Regions from separate parts of the Homo sapiens genome. Here region 1 is linked to region 2. A link is an interaction called in ENCODE POLR2A ChIA-PET data of the cell type or tissue named here. Cell type or tissue: PC-9. All regions are shown on one strand. Links, peaks and the distances in the headings refer to the core of each region. The heading gives the core; the rest is flanking DNA. Region 1 holds the start of ACOX2 (acyl-CoA oxidase 2). Region 2 has its middle 11 kb from the start of DNASE1L3.

What was found. ChIA-PET counts read pairs that join two places held together with the same protein. Peaks named below come from ENCODE experiments on the same cell type or tissue, not always from the same donor. Only the 100,000 strongest peaks of a DNase experiment are listed, where the experiment ranks them.
Region 1: POLR2A ChIA-PET joins it to region 2 with 5 read pairs; 2 of 35 experiments call an interaction of 5 or more read pairs at or near these places.

The regions. Positions count from the first base shown.
Region 1 is chr3:58,536,264-58,541,642 of GRCh38, forward strand. ACOX2 (acyl-CoA oxidase 2) reads right to left here and starts at 927. Exons shown (of 15, transcript NM_003500.4): 1 at 856-927. It overlaps LOC107984079 (a long non-coding RNA gene), which reads left to right. Exons shown (of 3, transcript XR_001740724.2): 1 at 1-51. In PC-9, for the core only: no CTCF peak of the experiment used is centred there; no DNase peak of the experiment used is centred there.
Region 2 is chr3:58,219,704-58,225,082 of GRCh38, forward strand. No RefSeq gene overlaps it. Among named protein-coding and RNA genes, the nearest start is that of DNASE1L3, 11 kb to the left of the region's middle. In PC-9, for the core only: no CTCF peak of the experiment used is centred there; a DNase peak (open chromatin) is centred at 2,628; H3K27ac peaks cover 2,027 bases.

The sequences.
Region 1 (5,379 bases), core at 204-5,203, 320 kb after region 2:
TCCTCCCACAAGGCCTGGGAGGCCAGCTCTGCATTTCCTAGCTTGCAGCAGGTATGTTGTAAATCTCTCCGGCAGGCTGCCATGCTTTTGATCCCCTTCCTTCCTGACCTCAACCTGACAGATGCACTGCTGTTATTACCATTTTATGGAGAGGATGTGGGCCTTGGAAAGGGAGGAGACTTTATAAGGGTCATGCAACCACATGTAGCAAATGATTCATATGAGGCTTTCAAACCAATACCCCCAGCAGGGCTGTGGGGGTGCTGGCAAGGGGCCCCATCCTCTGCCCCCCGGAGTCCTGCAAGTGCCCCTAGTGCGGCTCCTCTCGTCCTGCCTTACCTCTTTTCCTTGCTCTGCTGCCACTGCCTCCTTGCTGTTCTGAATGCTCCAGGCCTCCCTGCCACTGCCAGCATTTGCTAGGGCATCTCCATCTGCCCAGAACACCCTTTCTTCAAATGTCACTAGGGCTTTTTGCATTGAACCTCATTTAACCTTAAAGAGGCCACCCTCTTTAAAACCCCAAGCCCCCTCCCCCGGCATTCCCTGTCCTCCTCACTCTGCTCTCCTTTTTCTCTTTTCACTTATCCCCTTCTGACATTTGAGATCATTTACTCATTTCATATGTTTTTGTTTACTTCCATCTCCCTGCTACTAACACAGAAACTGCAAGAGGGCCGGGATCTTTGTCACTGTCATGCCGTGACCCTAACACTTAGTGCAGGGCCTGATTTGCAGGAGGTGCCCAGTGAAGAAAGCCTTGCTCAGGGTCTCTCGGAGCTGCGGACAGGGTCATCATGGGGGCAGCCCTCTCCTCTGGGGTCTCCCAGTCCCTCCCTGCCCAAAAACCTGGCTCACCTGGCTCCCCTCTGTCCTGTGTCCGCACTGTAGGCCGGGCTGGCCTCTCCCCGGCTGTAGGCCGCAGCCTCTGGCAGGCTTGTGGTCCTGCCCTTCTCTCCTCCCACATAGGGGCTGGAACACAGAAGCTGAGAGAAACTGCTTGGCCAGCTCTCAAGCCCTTGTCTGCTCTCAAGCCCTTGTCTGCTCTCAAGCCCTTGTCTGCTCTCAAGCCCTTGTCTGGGCTTATGGAGCTCCTCTCCTTCCTCCCTCTCTTCCTGCATGGGTGTGACCTTTGTGCCTGTCGCTGGGGCTGCCCTGGGAGGACTTCTGGGAGGTTGGAGCCCTTACATCTCAAAGCCAGGGATTCCTTTGACACTACTTGTACCAAAAAGCTGTGTACCCCAGCAGTGTTTCCAAAGTGATATCCTGGTCTTCCCTGATCTTTCACTGTGTGCCCTTCAGGCACTCAAGCTGTTAATATCACACGAGCTTAATAGGCTCCCCTGAGATGGTCCTCATGTGAAAGGATTGCTCTGTAAGGTGTACGTTTTTCCTCTCTCCCCATGTTTCTGCTCTAAAATATGGCTTGTCTTATGCTTAGCATCCCCTGACATTCCCTGGAAAAATATTTGTGAAGCATCCATCTGTAGTGTGTGGGATCCAGATGAGAGCTGGGTCTTAGTGAGAGGAATGAGAGGCTTAGAGGTTCCCTCCCTGCATAACCACCTTGGAAAGTCAGATGCGGCTCCCCATTTTGCAGGTAAGGAAACAGGCTCAGGGAGGGATGTCACTTTGTTTGGGTTTGCACAATAAGTAGATTACGTAACACATTTGTGTAAGACTGGGAAAGAAATCAAGGGGCCAGTAGGAGATCAAGGCTCCTGTTCTGGCAGGACTTCTGAGCTATGTTGACTCTGAGCAGGTGTACTCCTTTCTGGGCCTTGGCCTCCCCTGTAATGCAAGGTATTTGCTCAGTAAGGAGCCTCACAGCACCCCATCATATCCCCAAGGTAGTGTCTAGCTTGTGTCTGTAGGAAGAGGCAGGACCTGTGGCCCAAGCTTTGCAACTTATCACCTAGTAGGTCCTTCTGGAGCTGTGGGGCTCAGACTCCTGGCAGTCCTCATTGCTGTGGGCAGTGGTTTCAGGGAAGGTGGTCTTGGCCCCACTGTTTGGAGGTGAAAGTTCTTACTTACACCTGGACTCATCTCCGCCAAGGATTTATGCTATCACTGACCATGGGCAATGACTTAGTTCCTCTCTGCCATAGAGAAAGGCTTGGATTGCAGGAAGTGCCCAGTGAAGAAAGCCTTGCTCAGGGGCCCTTGGAGCAAGGCTTTTTAATAAACTCTCCATGTTTAAATTGTTTTCTCATCCGCTTTGAAGCTGACCCTGTTCTGTATGTTTTGGATGTGATCATTTTGATTTGTTGCACTGAAATCTTGAATTCTCTAGCTTAAAAAGGCTTTTTAAATTACAAAATATTTCAAACTTGTACAAAAGTGGAGAGAAAAATATAATGAACCTGCATGTACCTAACACCCAGCACTAACAATGATCACACTTGTCTCCTTGTTCTTTGTGTTTAACTTTTTATTTTGAAATAACTTTAGAATTTCAGAAAGCTGCAAAAAGTTCTTGTATATCCTTCACTCAGCTTCTTCTAAGGTACAATTATGAAACCAAGCCATTAACACTGCTGCAATATTGTCAGCTAATCTTCAGAACTTATTTGAGTGTGTCAGAGGTTCTCCAAGATCAACCTCAGGTCCAGTGATTTGCTAGGAAGACTCATAGAACTTAGAAACTGTTATACTGAGCCAGGCGTGATGGCTCACGCCTATAATTCCATTGCTTTGGGAGGTTGAGGCTTGAGGATCACTTGAGGCCAGGAGTTTGAGACCAGCCTGGACAACATAGCAAGACCCTGTCTCTACCAAAAAAGATGTAAAAATTAGCCCAGTGTGGTGGTGTGTGCCTGTAGTGCTAGCTCTTTGGGAGGATGCAGTGGAAGGATTGCTTGGGCCCAGAAGTTCGAAGCTGCAGTGAGCTATAATGGAACCACTATACTCTAGCCTGGGTGACAGAGTGAGACTTTGCCTCTAGAACAAACAAGAAGAAACTGTAATACTCATGGTTACAGTTTATTACAGCAAAAGATTACAGATTAAAATCAGTAGAAGGAAAAGGTACATAGCACGAAGTCTAGGAGAGAATAGACTGAGCTTCTAGGTGTCCTCTCCCAGTGGTGTTGTATGGACAGCATTTAATTCTCCCAACAACGATGTTTACAATATGCACGAAGTATTGACAACCAGGGAAGCACACTTTTGAGGCAGGAGAACAGCAGAAGGAATTGGAGGTTGGATAAAGGGTGGAATGAGCGAAAGCAGAAGCAAGGTGAAGGGGTGAGTGAGCAAGAAGCAAGAGAAGAAGCAGAAGTTAAGCAGCCAAAACAAAAGTAAGATAAAAAACTGAGTAAAGAGACCCCATGGCTGGCAAGATCCTGACCAAACCAGTAAGGGGCAGCTCCTCCGAGATAGGCATGCTCATTAGAGCGAAAAAGCATCTTTAACATGACCCCGTATGATAATCAGCTCATTAAAGCTCATGCATATGGACTGCATATCATGCATGTACTTGAGATTATGGAACGGAGGCGACGTGCAAGCGCACAAGGGCCAAACAAAGTAAGCAACATGCCTATCAATCAAAAGGCAGACACTAGCTAGAGACTCGGCAGCCTTGGGAAAAGAAAGGGAAAAAAGAACACATAAGAAGACCACAAGCCCAGGAAACTGATGCTGATCTCATCTCGCAGAGGTCAGCCCACTCTGCCCTCTTTGAGAGTATAATGCTGTGCTTAATAAACTATTGCTGCTGGCTTTGCTACTTGTGTGTATCACGTCCAGTTTTTTGGTTTTTTTGTTTTTTTGTTTTTGAGACAGAGCCTTGCTCTATTGCCCAGGCTGGAATGCAGTGGCTCACTGCAACCTCTGCCTCCTGGGTTCAAGCAATTCTCTTCCCCCAGCCTCCTGAGTAGCTGGGATTACAGGCATGTGCCACCATGCCCGGCTAATTTTTGTATTTTTAGTAGAGACAGGGTTTCACCATGTTGGTCAGGCTGGTCTTGAACTTCTGACCTCAAATGATCCGCACGCCTCAGCCTCCCAAAGTGCTGGGATTATAGGCATGAGCCACAGCACCCGGCCCAGTCCAGCTTTTCGTTTGGGACACCAAGAGCCTGGAACTGCATGGCACCATCTGGCAACACCTTGGTGTCCAGAGTTATTGCAGTCATCACAGAGCCATGGGATGCTTGTGTGGCTGACCTTAGCTACTCAGTCTCCATCGACTCCAGATGTGAAACTCATAGAGTGTGGCCTAAGGACCCACTCGGAATCACATTATTAGTATAAACTGCCTGGCATGGCCCAAGGCCCCAAGTATACAAAGATACTGTTTTCAGGCAGGATATTCCAAGGGCATAGAGGTTACCTCCCAGGAGCTGTCAGGTGCCAGTCCTTTCTTTGGACTATGCAGGGTTTGAAATATTGCTGAGTTAACATTTTTCTGCATATTGAGTTTTGCTAGTTTTCCCACTAATGTTCTTTTCCTGGTTTAGGATTGAATTCAGGATCTCACGTTGCATGTAGTTAGTTGTCCTGTCTACATGAAACAGTATAGTTCCTCGGTCTTTCTTTGTCTTTTATGACCATGATACTTTGAAGAGTACTGGTCAGGTGTTTTGTAAATGTCTTTCAATTTGAATTTGTCTGCTGTTTTCTTGTGATTGGATTGAAATTAAGTTCTTGGTTTTTTTTAAATATTTAGTTTACCATACCCTATGTATATAAAGTTTTTTTGGTTTATTAAAATGCATCCACTTGTCAGTGATATTGTTTTGCTGATAATCAGAAATTTGATTCCTCATAGGTAGTATTAAAATGCTATTTTGTATTCTTCCTATTTTTATACTTTAAAAATATTTAACTTATTTATCATTGAAAAATAAAGATAGTATATCTTTATCATGGACAATCAGGTGTTTTGAAATATGTATATGCATTGTGGAATTGCTAAATCAAGCTAATTTACACATTCATTACCTCACATACTAATTTTTTGTGGTAAGAACACTTAAAATCTACTCTCTTAGCAATTTTCAAGTATATAATACATTGCTGTTAATTACAGTCACCATGTTGTACATATTGTATTATGTTATTGAAACCACCTTTGCAAACATTGTAACTGAGAAAATGATGACAATCAAAGAAATCTGACCTAACTGACTCCATCTTGCTTCTAACCTCCAAACTGTCCTTGTTCATTCCTGGGCATAGGCCAAACTGATTTTGGGAGGAACTGAATTTATAGTTTAACTTTGAACAAAGAAAGTAACAGCCCTTTCCCAAAATAAACTCCTTTCTTGCATGAGGACTAGACTGCCTTTGCAGGACTAACAAATTAGCTACAAGATTAGAAATTATGGTTTAGGAGTCATGCAGCTGGACTCCTAAGCCTGTGTGTGTGTGTGTGTG
Region 2 (5,379 bases), core at 198-5,197:
GCCTGGCTTCAAAGCTTCAAAGGACAGGCTGGCTCTCTTGTTAGGGGCGAGTGGAGCTGGTGACCTTAAGTTGAAGCCAGTGCTCACTGACCTTTCTGAAAATCCTAGGGTTCTTTTTTATTTTATTATTATTTTTGAGACAGAGTTTCACTCTGTCACCCAGGCTGGAGCGCAGTGGTGCGATCTTGGCTCACTGCAATCTCTGCCTTCCAGGTTCAAGTGATTCTCGTGCCTCAGCCTCCCAAGTAGCTGGGACTACAGGTGCACGCCATCACCCCTGGCTAATTTTTGTATTTTTAGTAGAGACGGGGTTTTACCATGTTGGCCAGGCCAGGATGGTCTCGAACCCCTGACCTCAAGTGATCCATCTGCCTTGGCCTCCCAAAGTGCTGAGATTACAGGCATGAGCCACTGCACCCTGCCCAATCCTAGGGTTTTTGAGAATTATGCTAAATCTACGCTGTCTGTGCTCTACAAATGGAACAAAGCCTGGATGACAGTACATCTCTTTACAGTGCAGTTTACTGAATATTTCAAGCCCACTCTTGAGACCTGCTGCTCAGAAAAAAGGATTCCTTTCAAAATATTACTGCTCACTGGTAATGCACCTGGTCACCCAAGAGCTCTGATGGAGAGGTTCAAGGAGATGAATGTTGTTTTCATGCCTGCTAATACAACATTCACTCTGTAGCCCACAGATCAAGAAATTATTTTGACTTTGAAGTCTTATTAAGAAGTACATTTTGTAAGGCTAAAGCTGCCTTAGACAGTGATTCCTCTGATGGATCTGAGCCATCAATTGAAACTCTTCTAGAGAGGATTCAGCATTTCTAGATGCCATTAAGAACATTTGTGATTCATGGGAGGAAGTAAAATATTTACATTAGTAGGAGTTTGGAAGGAGTTAATTCCAGCCTTCATGGATTACTTTGAGGGATTGAAGACTTCAGTGGGAAAAGTCACTACAGATGTGATGTAAATAGTAAAAGAACTAGAAGTGGAGTCTGAAGATGTGACTGAATTGCTGCAACCTCCTGATAAAACTTGAACAGATAAGGAGTTGCTTCTTGCAGATGAGCAAAGACAGTGGTTTCTTTAGATGAAATCTACTCCTGGTAAAGATGCTGTAACATTTTTGAAATGACAACAAAGGATTTAGAATATCACATAAACTTAGTTGATAATGCAGGGTTGGAGAGGATTGACTCCAATTTCAAAAGAAGTTCTACTGTGGGCAAGATGCCATCAAACAGCATCACGTGCTGTAGAGAAATCTTTTGTGAAAGAGTCAATCGATGTGGCAAATTTCGTTGTTGTCTTCTTTGAAGAAACTGCCACTGCCACTCCAACTACCACTCTGATCCATCAGCAACCATCAATGTCGAGGCAAGCCCCCTCCATCAGCAAAAAGATTATGACTCGTTGAAGCCTGAGACGATCATTAGCATTTTTTAGCAATAAAGTATTTTTAATCAAGATAGGTACATTGTATTTTAGACATAATGCTCTTGCACACTTAATAAACTACAGTATAGTGTAGACATAACTTTTTTTCTTTAATATAGTCTTGCTCTGTTGCCCAGGCTGGAGTGCAGTGGCATGCTCATAGCTCACTGCAGCCTTCACTCCCTGGGCTCAAGCGAGCCTCCCGCCTCAGCCTCTCTAGTAGCAGGGAGTACAAGCATGCATCACCATGCCTGACTAATTTTTGTATTTTTTGTAGAGGCAGTGTTTTGCCATGTTGCCTAGGCTGGTCTCAAACTCCTGGGCTCAAGCGATCCTCCCTCCTTGGCCTCCCAAAGGTGTGAGCCACTGTGTCTAGCCAACATAACTTTTATATGCACTCAGAAACCAAAAACCTTGTGATACTCACTTTATTGCAGTGGTATGGAGCTGAGGCTGCAATATCTCCAAGGTGTGTCTGTAACAGTGGCTGTGGGTTCTGACCTGTGGTAGACCCATATTACACATCTTTACATGGACTCGGTCCTTTAAACCTCACAACTACCTGACTACTATTATTCTCTTCATTTTACTGATGAGGAAACTGAGCTTCAGAGAGGGCAAGTCACCTCTCCAGGTCTCACATCACATCTGGTAAGAGGCGTGGCCAGGACTGTTTGACACCAGAGTGTGACCACCTGGTCAGTCTCCTATAGCATTTCTTCTCTGGCACATAACAGTGACAAGGCCCTGCCACTATTCCAGCTCAGAACACTGAGAACAATCCATGTCCCTGACCCCAGATTCCCAGCAAATGGAAATGCTTTCTCTCCATATTCTGAAAGCTTCTGTGTGTCCCATACATACATAAGGAGCCTGAGGGCTTGGGGGACACCCTGGCTGTGAGCAGAGGGCCCCAGAAAATCATCTGTTGTTCTTTGGGAGAAGGCTTCCCTCCTGAATCATCATGCATTAGGCATGATCTATAAATTTATCTATAAATCTATCTAAAACCACACCAGTTCTAAAGACAAGGTTTGCAGTGCAGGTAGGAGCACGTGTAAATCCTTAACTACACAGTGACTCATGAATGATTTTCCAGGCAGGAATTGTTGGGAGCCAAAAAGGCCAAAGGGATTGTGACCAGCTCAGCATTCCACTGGACGCTATATGATCAAACAGCAAACTGTTTATCATGAATGCAGGATGTGAGCAAACTCACACTGCACCTGCCACTGAAAGGTTTGCTGAGGGCCAACACTCCCTGGGGGCCGGGCTCCTTGAAGTTATCTACTGAAAAATCTAGCACCTATCATACAAAGGATGCAGTCTTGCAAGCCTGCTGTGAACCAAATGGCCGACTGACAATTACCCAACAACCACCACCCCCTTTTCTCGTTATCTCTTTTACCAATAAATACGGAAGGCTGTGTAAAGCTCAGGGCCCTTGTCTACTAGAGGCAAGGTGTCCCTGACCCCTTCTTCCAAATATACTCTTATGTCTTTGTCTTTTATTTCCGCATTCCCCCTCTTTGTTCAGTCCACCAGGTCCGTGCAGGCTACAAGGAATCCCATTCCCAGGAAGGGATCTCCCCCTCCAGGGGCAGAGCCTACTCCAATTTCATTCCAGAACCAGATTTAGATGCAGGCCAAGGTCATTCCTATCATAAGACCTTAAAAAATCAGCCCTGGGCCAGGCGTGGTGGCTCACTCCTGTAATCCCAGCACTTTGGGAAGCCAAGGCAGGTGGATCACTTGAGATCAGGAGTTCGAGACCAGCCTGGCCAACATAGTGAAACCCTGTCTCTACTAAAAATACAAAAATCAGCCAGCCATGGTGGCACGTGCCTGTAGTCCCAGCTACTTAGGAGGCTGAGGCAGGAGTATCACTTGAACCTGGGAGGCAGAGGTTGCAGTGAGCTAAGATCTCACCACTGCACTCCAGCCTGGGCAACAAGAGCGAGACTCCATCTCAAAAAAAAAAAATTCAGCCCAGGAGATTTTTTGAAACAGCTCTTGGCCTGGGACTTGAGATCATTCTGAGCTGTGGATGTTTTTGTTTTCATAGAGACGGTATCTCCCTATGTTACCCAGGCTGGTCTCAAATTTCTGGGCTCAAGTGATCCTTCTGCCTTGGCCTCCCAAAGTGCTCAGATTACAGGCGTGAGCCATGGCACCTAACCTGCGCTGTGGGTTTTTGGATTTGTTGTTCACTCATTTAACAATTTACCCTTCTAAGTGTAGAGGGGGATACAAAGATGAACAAGACAGCTCCTGCCCTTGAGGGCCCAGAGTTGAATAATTAGTTGGACTTACCTTTGGTTTCACTGAGTTTTCTGTGCCTCTGAGCTATCATTCTATATCCAGTGGCCACAAAACTTGTCATGATTTTGAATTACCAATGTAAATCTTGGACTCAAACCATCTTGAGCTCCATTGGCCGCCAGTTTATCTGGACTATTATGATGTCTCTGGCTGAAGTGTTGGGGAGGGCAACTGACCATACTGGTTCCCTCAAACCTTAGTGGGGTTCCCAGGATGCTGAGCTTCCAATGCTAAATCAGAACAAGTCCTGAGCAAACCAGGATGAATTGGTCATCCCAGTGTTGGGAACAGGGGCAGCAGGAGGGGAACAGGTGGGTGGGGAGGAATTATAATAGCTAACACTTATTTTGCTTAATAATGTAATAATACTTAGAACAAATGTATGAGGTAAGTACTATCATAGCCCTATTTTATAGAGGTAAAACCGGGACCCGGAGAGAGGGAACAGCTTGTCACAAGTGTTCATTCTGTAAATGGCAGAGGCAGGCCTGACAGCCAATCCTGCGTTCCCATCCATTGCTCTGCACTGCCTTAGAGGCCCATGTGTAAAAATGCAGTGCAGATCAAGTCTTGAAACTGTGTTTGAAATTAATTCTCAGAGATTGGAAGTAGAAGTCTGTGGAAGCTTTGTTTCCATGGAGACCCAATCATACCCAACCACACTGTGTTCAAATGTAGTCACAACAGTGGGGAGCAGCCATCACTGAAGTGAGGTGCATTTCTCTTTTTTTTTTTTTTTTTCTAGATGGAGTCTCACGCTCTTGCCCAGGCTGGAGTGCAGTGGCATGATCTTGGCTCACTGGAACTTCCACCTCCTGGGGCTCAAGCCACCCTCCCACCTCAGCCTCCGGAGTAGATGGGATTATAGGCTCACGCCACCATGCCTGGCTAATTTTTTTGTATTTTTAGTAGAGACGGGGTTTTGCCATGCTGGCCAGGCTAGTCTCAAACTCCTGACCTCAAGTGATTTGCCCACCTCAGCCTCCCAAAGTGTTTGGATTACAGGCATAAGACACCATGCCCAGCCAAAGTGAGGCACATTTTTTAAGGAAGAGACTTGCAGTAGAAATTTCCTAAGCTTCCCCAACATGCGTTCTATCATTCGTGACTTCAGTGGAGCCTCCATGGCCGACTGCAAAATCTAAGTCTTGGGCAAAGTCCCAGGAGATGCTCATCAGGTCCCATGTGATATACTGAATTTTGGAGATGATTTCCTACCTACCAGTTGCTAGCTATGTGACTTGGGCAAGTTACCTAACCTCTAAGCTGTTTCCTCGTGGTTAAATGGTGTAGGTAATAACACATTCAACGGCTGTGGTGAAGATGAAGACAAACGGGATGATGCAAAAAAAAGCCAGGTCCAGAGCAGGGAATGAAGAAACGTATGCTAGCTGCTCACTGGCATCGGCCCAGCCTATGTCTTTAAATGAGAACAATCCCTTTGAGAACTAACAGGAAGGCGGGGTCTGTTCTCCACCGCCACCTTCTCCTTCTAGCTTTGCCTGCCCCATCTCTCCCTACTCTGTTCCAACCTGCATCCCACTTCTGACTTTTGGGTCTGTTCCCAACCATTTTTGTGCCCCTGGAAAGAGATAAGAAAACTTGGTTCCT